Regions from separate parts of the Homo sapiens genome. Here region 1 is linked to region 2. Evidence: chromatin loops called from intact Hi-C (ENCODE). Cell type or tissue: HCT116. All regions are shown on one strand. Links, peaks and the distances in the headings refer to the core of each region. The heading gives the core; the rest is flanking DNA. Region 1 overlaps UGT3A1 (UDP glycosyltransferase family 3 member A1). Region 2 overlaps SLC1A3-AS1 (SLC1A3 antisense RNA 1).

Region 1 (8,786 bases), core at 1,781-6,780, 730 kb after region 2:
AGTGGCTTCATCCTCTTTGCTTTCCTTGAAAATTCTACTCAGTAGTCAAGGTGGTGCTCAAATCTAATTATTCCATAAAGCTTGCTTCCTCACTCAAGCTGGAAGACCACTTTCTCTCCTCCATAGGTCTGGCATATAGCACTCATTTGATACTTAGTCTATGGCATCTTGTGTTGTTACATATTTTTAAAGTATATGTGTTGTCTCTTCTCTTCCAGCTTGATTTCTTTGAAGACAGGTTCCAGATACATGTTAAATATTTTCTAAGTTACTGGGATCAGTGCCTTCCTGTGATTTTTTCAATTTATTTACTTGAAATATGATTAATGTTATACTTTTGGGAAGTTCATACTGTATATATTGAATTTATCCACAATATTTAAAAATCATTCTTTATGTAAAATTTTTTTTAAAAAATGAAATAGTGGATAATTTCAGAGAATCACCATTGTTGTAATTTAAAGTTGATTCTTAAGAACAGGCAGAGATCTGCATATCACTCATGAGTTCTAAACCTGTAGGCCTTCTTTATGTGAAGTGACATGATATGATGGTGTCTGGGTTACAGGCTTGCTGGGCTATTGCTTCTTCCATTCTTCATGTGATTAGGAGGTCTGTGGTCTCCAGAGCACCTGTACCTATTACCACTGCTCAGGATCTATTTCATCTCTTCTTCTGTATTCTATACAAACAGGATCATTTTCCATGCAAGCAATTATGGGAAGACATTGAAGGGCAGTAGCTTCTGGAATAGTGCCATAGGGAAGAGTCTTAACTAGGTGTCAGTAAAACTTTAGCATGTTCCAGCCAGCATGAAGTGAAAGACTGATAATAAATTTCAAACCAGGCTTTTATTTTTATTTTATTTTTTACTGTTTAACTCCTAGGCTAGGAAGAAAAATCTCGTTTCAGCTGAGATTTTGGATTCTAATATTGTCATCAAAAAGTTCACTGCATGAGACAATCTGTCAAATGCAAGATACACAGTATTTTTAAAAAGACTACATCATCAATATTTAAGGAGCCTGTCAAATTACTTACATAGATTTCTGGAGAAAAGACAGTCACTCACAAAAAGTCAGTATATAAATGAAGGTTAACAGAGCATCACAGGATTTATAAAGGAGACATATAACTCTGAGATCTGCTGTGGTCAGAGATGGCTCCCAGAGTAGGACGTTGAATTGGCATTGATGGTGGTGGGAATTGGATCAGGGGAAGAAATAGGATGGGAGCAAGTGGGGACATTTTAGAGAGCAGAAATATCTGGACCAGAGTGACCAGAGCTGAGAGTATTTGTTGAAACATTGTAGAATGGGTTGATGGATACTGGTTATATTCTTAACATACCTGAAATATTTTTTTGAGTCTAACATTCTCCCAAATACTGTAAAATTACACTTTCCCAAATATTTATTATTTATTTTCTTTATTACAGAAAAGAATCTGAAGCCCTTGTAAAGCTAATGGAAATATTTGGGACTCAATGTAGTTATTTGCTAAGCAGAAAGGATATAATGGATTCCTTAAAGAATGAGAACTATGATCTGGTATTTGTTGAAGCATTTGATTTCTGTTCTTTCCTGATTGCTGAGAAGCTTGTGAAACCATTTGTGGCCATTCTTCCCACCACATTCGGCTCTTTGGATTTTGGGCTACCAAGCCCCTTGTCTTATGTTCCAGTATTCCCTTCCTTGCTGACTGATCACATGGACTTCTGGGGCCGAGTGAAGAATTTTCTGATGTTCTTTAGTTTCTCCAGGAGCCAATGGGACATGCAGTCTACATTTGACAACACCATCAAGGAGCATTTCCCAGAAGGCTCTAGGCCAGTTTTGTCTCATCTTCTACTGAAAGCAGAGTTGTGGTTTGTTAACTCTGATTTTGCCTTTGATTTTGCCCGGCCCCTGCTTCCCAACACTGTTTATATTGGAGGCTTGATGGAAAAACCTATTAAACCAGTACCACAAGTAAGTGAACCCTCAGCATTCAGTTTGGGATTCACATAGAGTCCTTGGGTGCATAGTTGGTGGCTGCCACCTGCCAGTGGGATCCTGAGGTTGAAGTAGGGATTGGCAAAGGAGGCACCTAGGGCACGTTCTTAAAGGAAGTGCTGACTTTCAGGGTTTGGCAAGTACAGTGTCAGGCCTTGCAGGATCCTGAGATAGAGATCTCCTTAAATTGGCTCCTCTCTTGCCATGCCCTGGTCTTAGAATCAGTGGGATGAGCCCTTTAATTAAAGTTGCTATTTTCATTTTAATTTTTATGTTGTGTGATTATGTGTAAAATAAATACGTAGTTAGTGCCCATTACATGCAATAATTGTTAAGGAGATGAGCTACTCACAGTGAAACAGACAACACTGTGGTTTCGGGGTAAGCAGGGTGGGACTGCATGGGACTGACAGCAAGAACTGACAGTGTTATCTCCAGTGTTCCCTGCCTGTAGAGCCCTGGCTCCTGGTTCCACCTAGACTTTCTGACTTGATTTGTCTGGGGTGGGCCCCTGCCATTGTAATTTGTAAATGCTGCCTGGGTGATTCAAACAGCGCAGACTCAGAACCACTGCTATAGAAGATTTTCAAAGGGAGGAGAGCTGAAATGAGTTGGCAGCCTGTTGCCTCTGAGCACTGGGTTCCCATTTTACAGAAGTTATTATATTTAGTATCTTGACATCTATAGGGAGGTGTGTTCATCTCCATTTTTATTAATGGAGGAGGACAGAAGCACAGGTGATGTAGGTGACCTTCCCACCACTGTGTAGTGCAGAGGCCACGAGACCCTGGATTTGGCCTGGACTTTCCAGGTACGAAAGTGACTGTTCTTCCTTCCCTGATCTTATATTGAGTAAACAGGAAGAGTTGGGGAATGATCTATGGATGAGATGGACTTTGCATTGGTGGTAGGTGTATTTAGGAATGGAGCTGGGAGGGAAAGCACCCCAGGTCAGGGAGCGGGGGACCTAACATGTGGAGGTGCAAGTGAGATGGCCATAGCACTGGGTTCTCTGGGTGACGCTGGCTAGATTAGTGTAGTAGAAGATTCAATTGCATGAATAAAACCATGGGGATTTAATTGAGGTCTTAGCTACCAGGAGGGTGGGTCAGGTCTTCGCATTGGGGCAGTTGTGGAAATTGTTAGGAAGAGAATAATGGGAGTTGAGATTATGAGATAACAGATGCTTGTTTTCAAATATTTTTTCTCTTTTTGATTATTTTAATTGTGGACAAATATTTATAATATAAAATATACCACTTTAACCATTTTTAAGGGTATGCTTCAGTGGCATTGAGTACACTTATATTGTTGTGCAACTAACTATCGTTACCATCTGTCTCCAAAACATTTTTTTATCTTCCCAAATTGAAACTTCCTATGCATTAAACAATATGTTAAATAGAATGAGCATTTGGCTCAGCCACTAAAGGTGCGATTCAGAACAAAGTGGTTTCCATTTTTTGTTAGAGGTGCCATCCCCACCCCCCATTCCGACAACTACAGGCATGAGCAGTGCACAGCACCTCTCCTTAACCCCTCCCTTCCCAGCTCGGTACCTGGCTGTGTCCACAGCATGTACAAGCCATGCCCAACAGCCACAAGGGGTGGGAAAAAACTGGGCCTGCCATTGTGGCCCCATGAACCAGCTGGCCAGCGCCTCCCAGTGGAACTTTTTCTCCCCTGGCCAAGGAGTTCAGCCTGGCCTGAACCGGGGGAAGGCTATAATGATTAAAGGAACCTATTTGCACAGAGCAAGAGGTTCTTTCCCCAGGACCTCCCCTTTTTGCCCCTTAAGCTGTGTTTTTCTTTCTTTTATTTTTTTCCTTTTCTAATCGAGAGGGTTCCTTTTCCCAGCACGCTGCTTCTGATAGAGAAAATAATGGAGGAGCGACCCCTGCTGGCTGATAACTGCAAATTCGGCAGGGCCCATTTGAGACAATCTAAACAAGATACATGCAGCCCCTGAAATCCGTTTTTGTCCCAAACTCAATTCCAGGTTTCAGGCTGAGGGCCTAGAAAGGAAAACCCGATCTGCCCGATCTGAGGGATCAAAAGTCAGGCAACAGGCACAATGTAAATGGGCAGGACAAATTCCTGCTGACTAAACCCCCACTTCATGGAGGGAGGCCATGCTCCAGGCATAAATGAGGCCCAGGGAACTCAAAGGTTTTCAACAGCAGGGGAAATAGAGGCATAGGTGAGGGGAGATAATTCCTATTCTCTAGCCCCACCCTGCTTCACGGGTGCAGACCACAGTGGCACCTGTGGGTGGCATCCATAAAGTTGCCAGGACTCAGGGACAACAGATGGAAGAGAAAGTCCCTTGCTTTCTCTCTCCCTCACACCCTGAGTTTTCATTGAAAGAAGGAAGGGAAATGAGGGACACCTCTATTTCCCTGTCTTTCAGAATGGGCAACCAGCTCTCTTCACCACCCCCAGCTTATTCTCCTCTGGAGTGTATCCTGAACCACTGAGATGGCTTTGACCCTCAGAATCTGGAGGAAAAACACCTCCTAGCCTGTGTATCCTGAACCACTGAGTCTGCTTTGACCCTCAGAATCTGGAGGAAAAACACCTCCTAGCCCTCGGAACAAAGGTTTGGCCAAATTATGAAGGACTGGCTTGGTCTCAGGAAGGAACCATTCATTGTGATACCATCTGGCAGCTGGACATTTTCTGTAGGCGTGAGGACGAATGGCCTGAGGCCCCACATGTGCAGGCTTTTTATACCTTGCAGGGAAATCTAGATCTTTGCTGACAGTGTAGGATTGATCCAGCCCTCCTGCTTTGTCATTTCAGGAGAGGCTGCAAAGGGCAATTCCAGGGAACTAAAGAAACAAATCCCAGAGGCACTCCCAGCAGAGAAGCCAGCTCCCTCCAGCTCTGCTCCTCTGGGTCCACCTCAACCTCTCTATCCAGCTTCAGTCTCTCGCTTGCCTAATCCTAGAAATCCTCACCCTAGACAAGCCCCAGTCTCACTCCTCCTCTTCCAACAGATGCCAGGTGAATTTGGCCCCAGTAAGGTGCAGGTCTCCTTCCCCCTACAGGACTTAAAGTACATTAAGGGGGATTTTTGGCAAGTTTTCACATGACCCTGACAGATAGATAGAGGCTTTCCAGAATTTAACCCAGGTATTTGAACTCTCTTGGAGAGACATTGTGTTACTTTTGAATCAGATCCTGATGAACACTGAGAAGCAGGCTGCTCTGCAAGTAGCAGAGAGATTTGGGGATGAGCTTTGTTTCACATATAGTGTCAGGAAAGGGGGCAAACTTTATCCGACTGGAAGAGAAGCAGTACCAGTAAATGACCCTGGATGGGATGGATCCCAGTGTTGAAATGGGAGACTGGAAGAGGAGATACTTTCAGGTATGCATCATGGAGGGATTACGTAGGACTAAGACCAAGCCTCTTGATTATAGCAAGCTATCTATGATAGACCAGGGATTTAATGAAAATCCCACTGCCTTCTTGGAGAGGCTAAGAGGGGCCTTGGTAAAGCATACCCCCGTATCTTCTGATTCAGTGAAGGGACAACTAATTCTGAAGAATAAATTTATTACTCAGACAGCCCCTGATATCAGGAGGAAGTTGCAGAAATGGGCCCTGGGACCAGATAATACTTTAGAGGTCTAACTGAAAGTGGCCATCTTTGCCTTTTACAATAGAGATGGGGGACACAAGAAAGAGGCAGAAGCATTAATGGTCACCATGCAAGCCCATAAACCCCAGAATTCCCAGGGTACACTTGTTAATTGCTACAGATGTGGCAAGAACAGTTGTCTCTCTTCTAAAGTTGAACCGCTTCTATACAAGGTTTAATTTCTTTCACCAGGGTGAAACAGCTCAAAGCAGAATGGTTTTAGTATTTTCACTTGTTATTTCTGTGATCTTTGGCACTAGATTATTTTCTTGTATAATACACTTGTTTAACCCATGCCTACTTAACCTTATAAAACTTGTTTTTTCCTCTCACTTAGAGGCCATCAAACTCCAAATGGTCAGGCAACCGGAGCCTCGGACAACGGCTCCCTTTTGCAAGGACCCTTAGATAAACCTCTGGGAGGAATCTGACTGCTGTTTTCTCCAAAATAGTGCCACCTGTCAGCAGAAATTAGCTAAGATTGGCCATCGTCCATATTCTAATGGCAGTTAGATTTGCCTCTGCAGAGAGGGGAGATGATACGGCTAGGAGACAGAGAAATACTGGGTAGAAGAGGGCAGTTCCCTGGCAAAGGTCCCAATTTCAAGCCTGGAAACCTCTGGCCCTAACTGAGAACATGCATTCCTGTTTTCACACACAAAAGTTGCCTTTTGGCTCTCCACACGCCCCTCTCCTGTACTCATATAAATCTGAGACCTCAGGTTCCAGAAGCAGATGAAAAGGAGATGAACAGAAGAGCAGAAGAATGGCATAATGGTGTGGCAGAGAGAAGAGAAGGAGAGTCTGAACACCAAGAGGAGTTCAGCTGGGGGCGATTGGAGAGGAGATCAGCCACTGGATGGCTGAACTCCAGGAAGACCATCTTCCCATTCCGTCTCCTTTCCAGCTCCCCATGCATCCCATCCCCACCACTCAATAAAACCCCCACATTCACCATCTTCAAGTCTATGTGTGACCTGGTTCTTTCTGGATGCCAGACAAGAACCTGGGTACCAAGAGGGCGTTGAGCTGGTTAACACTTAAGCCGTCTGTAGATTGCAAAGCTAAAAGAGTGCACTGTAACACACACCATGCTCACGTGGGCTTTAGGAGTTGCAGGCACCCACCCTTATATACTGCTGTGGGGCCAGAGCCCCAAAGCACTCACCCAGGCTCATGCACCTGCCCGTCTGCATGCTCCCCCTTCTGTAAGGAGTTTGAGCAGCAGCGGAGGCTGCGGCCAAACTGACAAGCCACACCCTTGTCACATACCCTGTGAGGGGGGGTCAGGGAACTTTCCCATTTCACTGTCATCAAAATTTATTTGACCATAATGCAAAAGTCTATTTCCGGGCTCAGTCTTCTATTCCACTGGTCCATGTGTCTATCTTTATGGCAGTACTACACTACTTGGATTACTGTAACTTTGTAATATGTTTTGAAATCAGCAATTGTGAGAACTTCTTCTCTGCTCTTTTTCAATATTATTTTGAATATTCAGGGTTCTTGATATTTCTTACACATTTTAGAATGATTTTTCTGTTGCAAAAGAAGTTATTGGGATTTTGATAGGGTTTGTATAGAATATGTACATCCCTTTGGATTGTACATATTTGACATCTTAATAAGTGTCCCAATTCATGAAGCCAGAATGCCTTTCCATTTTTGTGTGTGTGTCTACTTTCTTTCAGCAAAATGTTCATGTTTTAAATGTAAAATCTTTCACCTCCTTGGTTAAGTTTATTTTATTCTCTCTGATATTATTGTTGAAATTGTTTTCCTAATTTCTTTTTTGATTTGTTCATTGTTAGTGTATGGAAATGCAGCTGACTTTGGAGACTTGACTTTTTTCCTTCGACTTTGCTGAATTTGTTTATTAGTTCTAATAGATTTTTAATCTTTAGTGTGTGTGTGTGTATGTTATTTTTAAAGTTTTACATATATAGAATCATGTTATCTGCCATTATTTCTTCAAATAGCCTTTCTTTCCCTTTCATTTTCTCTCGTAGTGCACATATTGATCCACATGATAATGTCCTATTGTCCCTTACATTTTGTTCATTCTTTTTTTCTTTTTCTTTCTCAGACTTGACAATTTCAAATAATTTGTCTTCAAGTTCACTGATTATTTCTTTTGCCCACGAGAAAAAAATTCAATTTAATGATTTCATATTTGAGCTCCAAAAATTTCCTGTTTTAAATTGAAAGCTTTCTCTTTGTTGATATTCTAAATGTGTTTACATATTGTTTTTCTTGTTTACTTTAGTTTTTTTCCCATGTTTTCCATGAGCTCCTTGGGCATATTTAAGAGAGTTTCTTTAAAAATATTTGTGTAGTAAGTCCAATGCCTGTGTTTCTTTAGGAAGGGTTTCTGGATATTTATTTTGTTTTTCAAAATTATGCATTTTGACTATTTCTTTGTATGCCTTGTGATCTTTTGTTGAAAATTGGACATTTGAACAATTAGTTACTTCTGTCAGTCTTTGCAGTCTGGCATGGAAGAGCATGTTTTGAGTGTTTTGATCAAGATTAAGGTCTTCTCAGGTATTTTTTGGTTATGTGTCTCATCTGGACTTTTGTGTGTGCTTTTCTTCCTCCAATTCCCTCTGTATGCTCAACTGTTTTTGAATGCCTTAATTTCCCAATGAACCTCGCCCAGACTCTTCTTGGACTTTAGATGTTCTATTATATTCTTCTGTCCATAACTTCTTGACCCAAGCCTTCATAGGTCTGCAGTATCCCTTAAGCTTTCATACGTCATGGTACCTACCACTGCTTTCTATGACTTCTGTCAGCTTGAAATCTGAGCTATGTCACCATTCCCAGTGTGAGCTCTGAATTAGGTGAGACAAACCAGTCACTAAGTAGCCAACAGACAGGTTAGAATGTTGTAAATAGTTTCTATTCTGCTCCTTCTGGCTGAGGGAAAGAATGCACAATTGAGCTTTTGCCTGTGGACTGTGGTCTGCCACTCCAGGGCAAAGGTAAATAAAATGGATTAGAAATTTATACTGTTTGAAAGTGGCTTTTTCTTGATTGGGCATTTGGTTGCTTGCTGTGTATCTTTGACTGGTTTTCAAAACTCTACGGAGTCATTTGAGTCAGTCTCCAGTTGATTTTCAAATGTTTCTCTGAAAGAACAAGG
Region 2 (8,786 bases), core at 2,073-7,072:
AATCAGGATGGAGAGGGAAGCAGGGGTTCAGTAATCAGAGACCCTGACACTCCGTGCAGGAATTTATACTTTATCCTGGAGCCATGAGAAGCCACTGCAGAGTTTAAATTAAGGGAATGACAAGAACCCATGTCAGGGATGGCACATTGAATTGAGAGCTCTCTTAGTGTCAGTATTATTGTCCCTTGCCTTTAGACACTGGGCAGGAAATCTGCTGAGAGTCACCTGAGAGTCATTGAGGCCTTTCTATTGACCTCTCCTTGAAGCTGCGCTACTGTGCAGCCACAAAGGCAGGACTGGCCTCACCAGCGTAGCCAGATCACTATCACTGTCATCAACCATCTGGCAAGGAAGTGCCTTCTACCAGCAGAGACTGCTCTGCCTTCGAGATCACAGGCTCATTGGGAGGCTGGAACTACATAACTCCAGCATCCCCTCCAGGAGAAGGATGGTTAAGGCCAAAGACTACAGAATCCAACTATCCAAGTTGGAATTCCAATTTCACCATTTGTTGACTTCGTGACCTCGGGCGGATCATTTAACCTCAGTTTTTTTCATCTGTAGAATGAAGATAATGATAATAATGATCTCATAGGTTTTTGTAAAGATTAGATGAGATAATATATATAAGAACCCAGCACTTAATAATCACTCAATAAGCATTAGCTATTATTACAACAGAAGGCAAAGAGTCAAATTCAGCTCAAAAGTTAAGAGTGTGCCTTCTGGAGCTACAGTGTTGGGTTTAAAAATTTAGTCCCAAGACTTGTGGCCTTGGGCAACCTGCTTAAACTCACCCCACCTCATTTTCTTCATCAGTGAAACAGAGGGAAGATGATAGTCTTGACTTCAGAGGGCTGACATAGCTCGATTTTAACAGTGTACATCTCAGAACAACACCTGGCTCATAGTAGGCACTCCATAAATATTAGCTATTATTTCAATGGAGTAAGCCAGACAAAAAATGATAGAAAGGAAGTGGGACTCAAGACTTTGAAGGAATAGAGCGTGCCTTAAATAAAATGACAGAAGGAAGAAGGGAATCAACATTTGGATGCTTAATAGGTATGTGGAACTTAACATCAAAGAAGTTGTTTTGAGAGTTAAATAAGATACCCCAATGCCCAATGTAGATTGTTTTCTTATCCCAATTTTGCAGCTGAGTCTTACAGAGTTTAGATAGTTTACCTGGGATCACGTGTTAGGCTGTGGACCCTGGCTGCATCCGACTCTAAATCCTTGATCTTTCTCTCCAGCTTGCTGAGTCCAGCTGCATGGAGAAGGTAGGTGGTCCAGGAGAGGAGGGGGACGAGGAATCAATTCTGCTGGAGTCGTCGGGGTTGGTGCCTGGTTCCCAGGTGCATACTTTTAAGTTCAAGATGCTGGGGTGCTGGCCTCTCAGTGACCACCAGATGTCAGTGCTAACAAGAGATTCCTCTACTTGGTTGTTTCCAGAGCTAGGTGCCAGGGCACGCTTATTCATTTGGCAAGCAGCACCAGCAGGTACTGTCTAAGAGAAGCTTAACTTGGTCTTGGTGCCCATCTTCACATTCATCAGTGTGGGGTGATTTTGGAAGGCTAGGTCAGAAGAACATATATTACAGAACCCAGAACTGAATTTGGAAATGTGTGGTGGTAGAACACTTGGCTCTTTAATATGAAAGTCCACAGCATCACTTCCTAAGAAACAGTTTGTATTTGGAAGATAAAAGCTCCTTGAAGGTGATCAGTTCTGGAAACAGCAAGCCAGTCAAACTCTTGAATTCAAGGGGTGGAAAAATTATTGATTGGTGATGGATTATTGATCAGAAAAAGCTTGGAACTGTGGCTTTACACTTATTAATCATGAAATGGAAGTTACTCAAGTTACAAGCCTATACACACATGCGCACAATTATAATAAAAATTTCCTGAAACAATACTTTAATACATGTGATATTTTCTGTTCTATTCTGCTCTATTCTTTCACTAAAAAATACTAATTGGGACCCTCTAAACTGACAACCTACAGTTTGAAAAACACTGGCCTAGGCCGGGTGCAGTGGCTCACGCCTCTAATCCTAGCACTTTGGGAGGCCGAGGCGGGTGGATCACGAGGTCAGGAGATCGAGACCATCCTGGCTAACACGGTGAAACCCCGTCTCTACTAAAAATACAAAAAAATTAGCCGGGCGCGGTGGCGGGCGCCTGTAGTCCCAGCTACTCGGGAGGCTGAGGCAGGAGAATGGCGTGAACCCGGGAGGCAGAGGTTGCAGTGAGCCAAGATAGTGCCACTGCACTCCAGCCTGGGCGACAGAGCAGTACTCCGTCTCAAAGAAAAAAAAAAAAAGAGAAACACTGGCCTAGGAGATATTACCACAGTATGTTTCAGATGAAGTTCTTGGTTTGCAGTGCTTGACCAGACATAATTTCCATGGTTAAAACAGTCTAAGGGGAAAAACACCTGCTTTGGATTTGGAGAGAGACTCAAATTGCGATTTTTACCTGGAGTAAGCTGCTTATTTTCTGAACCTCAACATTTTCATGTGTGAAATGAGGAGAATTCTGTCTATTCACAGGATCACTGTGAGGCACCTGCTACACAACAGCCTTCCTCCCTCCCTCCTTCCCTCCCTCCCTTTTTTCATTCCTTCCTTCCTGTCTCTCACTCTCTTTTTTAGAGACAAGGTCTCGCTTTGTGGCCCAGGTTGGAGTACAATGTCACGATCATAGCTCACTGCGGCTTCAAACTCCTTGGCTCAGGCAGTCCTCCTGCCTTGGCCTCCCGAGTTGCTGGGATTATAGGTGTGAGCCACCGTGCCCAGCCCAGGCTATATATGCCTTTCCCTTCTGTACTTGAAGGTTTTTATACTATATGTGGTAAGAGAACTTTACAATTTCACTAAAGGAGGGCATTTCTAATGTGGAAGGGGGATTAAGTTCTAAAACCAGCAACTGGGAATCTTTAAGAATAGAGTAATCCTGCTTGTGTAGTCCAGCCACATCGATGCTCAAAAGCAGCGTGCTGGATGAACTGCCTCGCAGAGGTGTGGGGAGAGGAAGATACGTCAGTTTACGGTGTTGCTTTCACTGGAATGCCTCTGTCTGACCCTCTGACCCTCTAAGCATGACTTATTTCTGGTAGGGCCCTCTTCTTGGCTTGCAGACAGCTGCCTTCTCACTGTGTCCTCACATGGCCTTTGCTTGGTGTGTGCTTGTGGAAAGAGATCTCTCTCTCTCTCCTTGTACTTGGAAAGCCACCAATCCTATTGGATTTGGACCCCATCTTTGTGACCTCATTTAACCCTAATTACCTCCTATAAGCCTCATCTCCAAATATAGTCACATTGGGGGTTAGGGCTTTGACATATGAATGTTGGTGAAGGGTGGGAGAACACAATTCAGTCCATAGCACCCTATATTACACAGATATTAAAATGTACCTCCCTGGAGGGAGGGGCTTTATCAACATTGCCCATTACAGTAGGCATCCCATAAATACCTGCTAAATAAATGAAAAGAGGAATTGTGTTTTCTCTGTACATTCTAGTGTTAATGCGGGCACATTTATGACCCCATTATAATAACACCGGAAGCAAGCACCTTTTATCAAGCACGAATATATGTCAGTGACTTCACCTTTCTTTCTGATCTAATCCTCAACAATCCTGGAAATTAGGAATGATTTTCATCATGATAGGAATCAGAGGAGGCAAGGAGAGGTTAAGAAACTTGCCCAAGGTCACACAGCTCATAGGCAAAGCCAGGATTAGCATCCTGCTCTGTCACCTCTGAGGTCTGTTTCTTTTTAGAGTCTAGACCAGTGGTTCTCAAACTTGGGTGTGCATCAGAATCCCCTGGTCAGCTTCTTAAGACAGATGGCTGGGCAGGGCAAGGTGGCATGCACCTGTAGTCCCAGCTACTTGGGAGGCTTTAGCAGGACGATCACTTGAGCCCCAGGACTTCCAGGCTGCAGTGCGCTATGATTGTGCCCGCGAATAACTACTGCACTTCAGCCAGGGCAGCACAGCAAGATCCATCTCTAAAAAACTCCCCCAAACCAAAAAACAGATTGCTGGGGTCTACCCTCTGAGTTTATGATTCAGTAGGTCTAGGGTGGTGTCTGAGAATTTGTATTTCTAAGTTCCCAGGGAATGCTGATACTGGTTGTGGGACCACACTTTGAGAATCAGTGCTGTGGCCACAGAGCATGAGTTCCTTTTTCCTTCAGCCATCGGAACTGTTTCCTGGCTCTCCAGCCTTCCTTGAGCCCCTCAGGGAGGAGTTTGCTGTAAGCGCTCCTCTTTGCACGTTGTCTGGTCCGGGCTGCTCTGGGTCATCGGGGCCTAGAGAAAGGTCTTGGCCGCAGGGTGGCAGCAGCGGCCCAGGTACAGAAAGTTTGTCCCCGCGCTCAGGACAGCTAATAAGCGCACCATCAACTGGGTTCCCACCGGGCCAGGGCCGGCTGGCTCTCCGTCCCCGCTTGGCAGGGCAGGGAGGAGGCCAGTGGGAGGGGGTCTGGCAGAAGGGGAGGTCGCTGGCACACGAAGGGGCGGTTTTGTTCTCTGGTAGACTCTGGGAGAGGAAGCTGGGTGGTCTCCTCAGAACATCGGATTGTGCCCTTCACAAAACGGCCACGCAGCGCGGGGCCGCTGGGAGAGCCCGCGGGACAAAAGGCCTCTGCGGAGGCGAGCAGGGGTTGCTGGGCCGCCCCGGGCGCAGAGGCCCGGGCCCCTCCGTGAAGAAGCCTGGCAGTGTCTCATGATGCCGGTTTCCAGGGGTGACGACCTCCGCAAAGCGTCCCCCCCGGGCAATGTAGGTCTGTGGCCTCCTCGGGGAGTTCCTTCCAGCTCACAGCAGGTCCAGATGGCACCGGGAGCCACTCTCCCTTCCTCCAGCGTCACCCCGTGCCTCTTCCTCCCTACTGAGCCAGTGTTGTTCTGAACATCTTAAGAATCTCCCTGAGTGCCAGGAACTGTGCTGAGAATCTTATATCTAGTTATTATCTATTTAATTCTCATTACACCATAATAAAGAAGGTATTATGATACCCATTTACGATAGGGAAGTTGAAGTTTAACCTATCATATGCTAAGGGCAGTTGACCATTTAACTAAGCGTTTTAACTCTAGCATCCCCTCCAATACACAGACACTTGATATGAAAGTTGATTTGGAGACGGTAGGTTTCATGCAATCCCCACATCTACAGATGAGGATGCTGAGGTGCAGGGAATGGACCAGCCAGGGTCTCTGAACTGCTTAAGAATTCAGGTATAACAAGTGTGGATTCAACCCATCCCCGTGTAGAAGTTTGAGTTCAACCACCACTCTGAAGCGGAAGGCCTTTAAGTTTTAGGAAGCGTAAAGCTATTTTTAGTCTAGCCATGTGAGTTTTCTAACATGCCTGCTGACTTTCTCATGTTTGTTTTCCACTTCTTTAGCTAACAGCTCCTCATGGGCTTAAATGAAAGAAGGCCTCACTGAGGCACTGGAGTGCCAAGGGCAGGGGAATTTGGTTATAGCATTCAGAGGTTTGTGTTGCCGACAAAAATCTTTGCGTGCTGAGTTCTCCCCAGGGCAGGCCAGTCATCAGTTCATTGTGCAGGGCTGAGCTGACTTCCAAATGGTCTTTATTTTCCCCTGTGACAGCTATGTCTGGAAGCTCCTGGCTGGCTGCTTCCAGGACTTATGATCCTCTGAAGCTAAGAGTTGGAAAAGAAATAAAAAAGTTGTCATCTGACACCATCTTCTAGGACACTCACTACCATCTTTACATGATTTTGCATATGTCATTATTGGAAAGAGTTTATGATTTGATTTTGTTCCCCTTGTGCGGTGTCAGTTGGGTCCTGTTTTTTCATATCCTTCAGACTTGGCTTAAAAAGGGGTTTTTTTTGGGAATGATTCCCATTCATGGAGGCTGGAGTTCCCTGAAGAGACTGAAAAATGCCTCATTCTCAACTTTACAGAGACTGGAAAATAATCAACTTTGAATAGCACAATATGAAAAAAAATGGGTGCTTTTCTAATAGGTGCTCCCCAAATGAAAAAAATGTGTCCGTCTTTGGAGAACAATATGTGAATGCCAAAATTTTCAGCCCTGTAATGGATTACAGAAAATATTTTATGTTGGGGCAGTGGGGAGGGTAGAAGTAAGGAGTGAGAGAAGGAAAGAAGAAAATAGGAGAGGGAAGAAAACAAAAGCAGATGTCAGTCTTAAATATCTCAACTATGGATAACTGAGGTATTGCTTAATTTATTCAAGACAGTTTTGTGAAATCCTAAAGGTGATTCATCAAGCTTTTTAACTATGGCCACAAGATTTACAAGCACATAATAAGTGATAATGTCACCAGAACAATTAATAGTAGGAGATGTTAGATCTAAATTGCTTTTTAAAGCATGTTTTTGCTTTCAGAGAAAAATTCAAAATGGGGGTGATTATTTTATAATGAAGATCCCCCCACTCCAAGCAACCTCTTTCACCTATAATATCAGCTTCATTGAAGCAAATACAAATTGTTCTGAGTTCCACATTTCAAGTGTCTAGAGGGTTGCCAGATTAACACATAAAATTACAGGATGCCCCATGCAGTATTTTGCATACTTACACCACCACATTGTTATTTAATACTCATACTAAAACATTGTTATTTACCCGAAATTCAAATTTAACTGTGTGTCTTGTATTTTATCTGACAACCCTACTTATATGTGGAATTCAGCATGCTGTGAATGTTTCAAAATTGAAGGTTGAGACAGCAGTTTTGTGGGCACGATGAGACATGACCTGCAGGAAACCGTTACCATGCCACCTTCTGAGTACCTGTCTGTAGCTGCAAAACATGTAAGTGACAGAAGAGGGAGATGAGAATCCGGAAGAGGAGATGGGAGAGAAGGGAGATGAGGCACAAGGGAGACAAAACAGGATACCCAGAAAGGAAGGGGGTCCTCTGGGGAGGCTATTGAAGAAGCAGGGTGAACAGAGGGAAAAGTGACATGGGGGCACTGAGGAATTTTAAACCTGACTTGATGGCTTTCACAGATTGCTCCCTCTCGGCACTGCAGACTTGGAATTCGATGTTACCCAAGTGAGATCTCTAAGAGGAAGTGCCCCAGCTCCCTTTAGAGCTCCCCGCGGAAGCGGCCCAAGGTGAGCTCCGCATTCCCCCTGGTGGCCACTATGAGGCTCGCTCCCCGGACGCCGCCTCGCGGATCTCGTAGATTTCTCATCTCCCGCTTTCCCTCTAGGACGCTGCCCATCACCTCCCTCGCTCTCCCTTCCTTCTTATTGTCAGCGTATTCATTCGGAGCCCTCCCTCGGCGTGACACGTCCCGACTGCTTTGGCCCCAGGACGCGGCCACACAGAGCCGGCCATTGTTGCTCCAGTTCTGGGACCACCCGGGTGGGAGAAGGGGAAGCGCGGCCGCTGCGGAGGCCGCTCGACTGACGGCAGCCTGGGGTCGGGGCCCGCGGCCACCCGGAAGGAGGGCGTGCGCCCGGCCCTGCCCAGCCCGCAGGCAGCCACAGCCCCGCAGCCCCTGCGGCGGGGATCCAGCCTTCCCGCCACGCTTCCTCCAGGCCCGTTCAGCTAACAGAACTCACACTTCTGTTTTCAACACTGTGTAGATGAGTCAAGGATTTTACTTTTTTTTCTATGCCTTTACTTATAGGTATAGTGAGGTAAAGTGAGATTTTTTCTCTTGAAAAGGAGAATTTTGCTTGGGTGGGAAGGGACAGTGGTGGTACCAGGATGAATGTGGATACAGGAGGACATAGACTCCTAACTTCTGAGGGTAGGATTTAAATATTTTGTTAAATGTAATAACTTATAAGAAACATTTTAAAAAATGTCAGCCAGAGGCTGGGTGCAGCGGCTCACTCCTGTAATCCCAGCACTTTGGGAGGCTGAGGCAGAAGGATGGCTTGAGGCCAGGAGTTTGAGACCAGCCTGAGCAACATAGCGAGATCCTGTCTCTACAAAAAATAAAAATAAAAATTAGCCTGGGCGTGGTGGTGTGAGCCTATGGTCCTAGATACTCGGGAGGCTGAGGATCGCTTGAGCCCAGGAGTTCGAGGCTGCAGTGAGCCATAATCACAGAGTGAGACCCTGTATCTTAAAAAAAAAAAAAAAAGCTGTGAACCTGCATATTTTTCATAGTTCCATTTGTGAGCACATGTGTGACTACCACATGTTGGGATCTAAGGCCTGCTTCTCCACCCTCTTTGTCATACTCTGGCTGAGAGGCACTTCCCTTAACCATAAGGGGCTTTCCACAGACCTCCCACAGGCAGATGACCTGCTTCTTATGTCTGCATTGTGGAGGTGGCCAAAACCCAGCGTGGGCTGCAGAAGGGAAGAAAATGGTCCCGGCAGAAGGGAGCACTTCCTAGCAGTGGATTGATTTTATGCGGCACTTCCCAGAACGTTTCACAGGGGGCAAATATTGATCTGCTCAGGGTGGCCAGGCTTGGTTCCCTCAGTTTGTGAGCAGCCTTTCTTTTCCCAAACTGGTCATGTAAATACCACATATGCCTTCACAAAAGTTAGGGTGTATGGTTCAAACATAGCGATTTGTAAATTTTTTTTTTTTTTTAGTCGTAAGATCTGTTAGAGAAACCGATTGAAATTAAGAATTTTACCCCCAGAAAAAGGCAAATGCACAAAACTTTCCCCACAACTTCAAGGGCGATGAACCTATTGAACTCTCATGTGGATGACCTAGGGGTCCATGGATCCAACTTAAGAGCCTTTCCTCTAGGTGGCTGCCACCTGCTGGTAGAGAGGGTCAGATTATAGGCTC

What was found. Hi-C counts contacts between places; a loop is a spot of excess contacts. Peaks named below come from ENCODE experiments on the same cell type or tissue, not always from the same donor. Only the 100,000 strongest peaks of a DNase experiment are listed, where the experiment ranks them.
Region 1: a loop joins it to region 2, with 8 times the contacts of the local background. A loop is called at or near these places in 4 of 110 quality-filtered maps.

Annotation. Positions count from the first base shown.
Region 1 is chr5:35,958,570-35,967,355 of GRCh38, reverse strand. It overlaps UGT3A1 (UDP glycosyltransferase family 3 member A1), which reads left to right. Exons shown (of 7, transcript NM_152404.4): 4 at 1,439-1,970. Among named protein-coding and RNA genes, the nearest start is that of CAPSL-DT, 24 kb to the right of the region's middle. In HCT116, for the core only: CTCF peaks have their summits at 3,688 (motif pointing left) and 3,889 (motif pointing left); a DNase peak (open chromatin) is centred at 3,898; H3K27me3 peaks cover 523 bases.
Region 2 is chr5:36,688,888-36,697,673 of GRCh38, reverse strand. The region is part of intron 1 of SLC1A3-AS1 (SLC1A3 antisense RNA 1); the gene reads left to right. Among named protein-coding and RNA genes, the nearest start is that of SLC1A3-AS1, 32 kb to the left of the region's middle. RefSeq lists silencers at 1,253-1,547, 7,380-7,579 and an enhancer at 8,035-8,264. In HCT116, for the core only: CTCF peaks have their summits at 4,328 (motif pointing right) and 6,916; a DNase peak (open chromatin) is centred at 4,343; H3K4me3 peaks cover 646 bases; H3K27ac peaks cover 553 bases.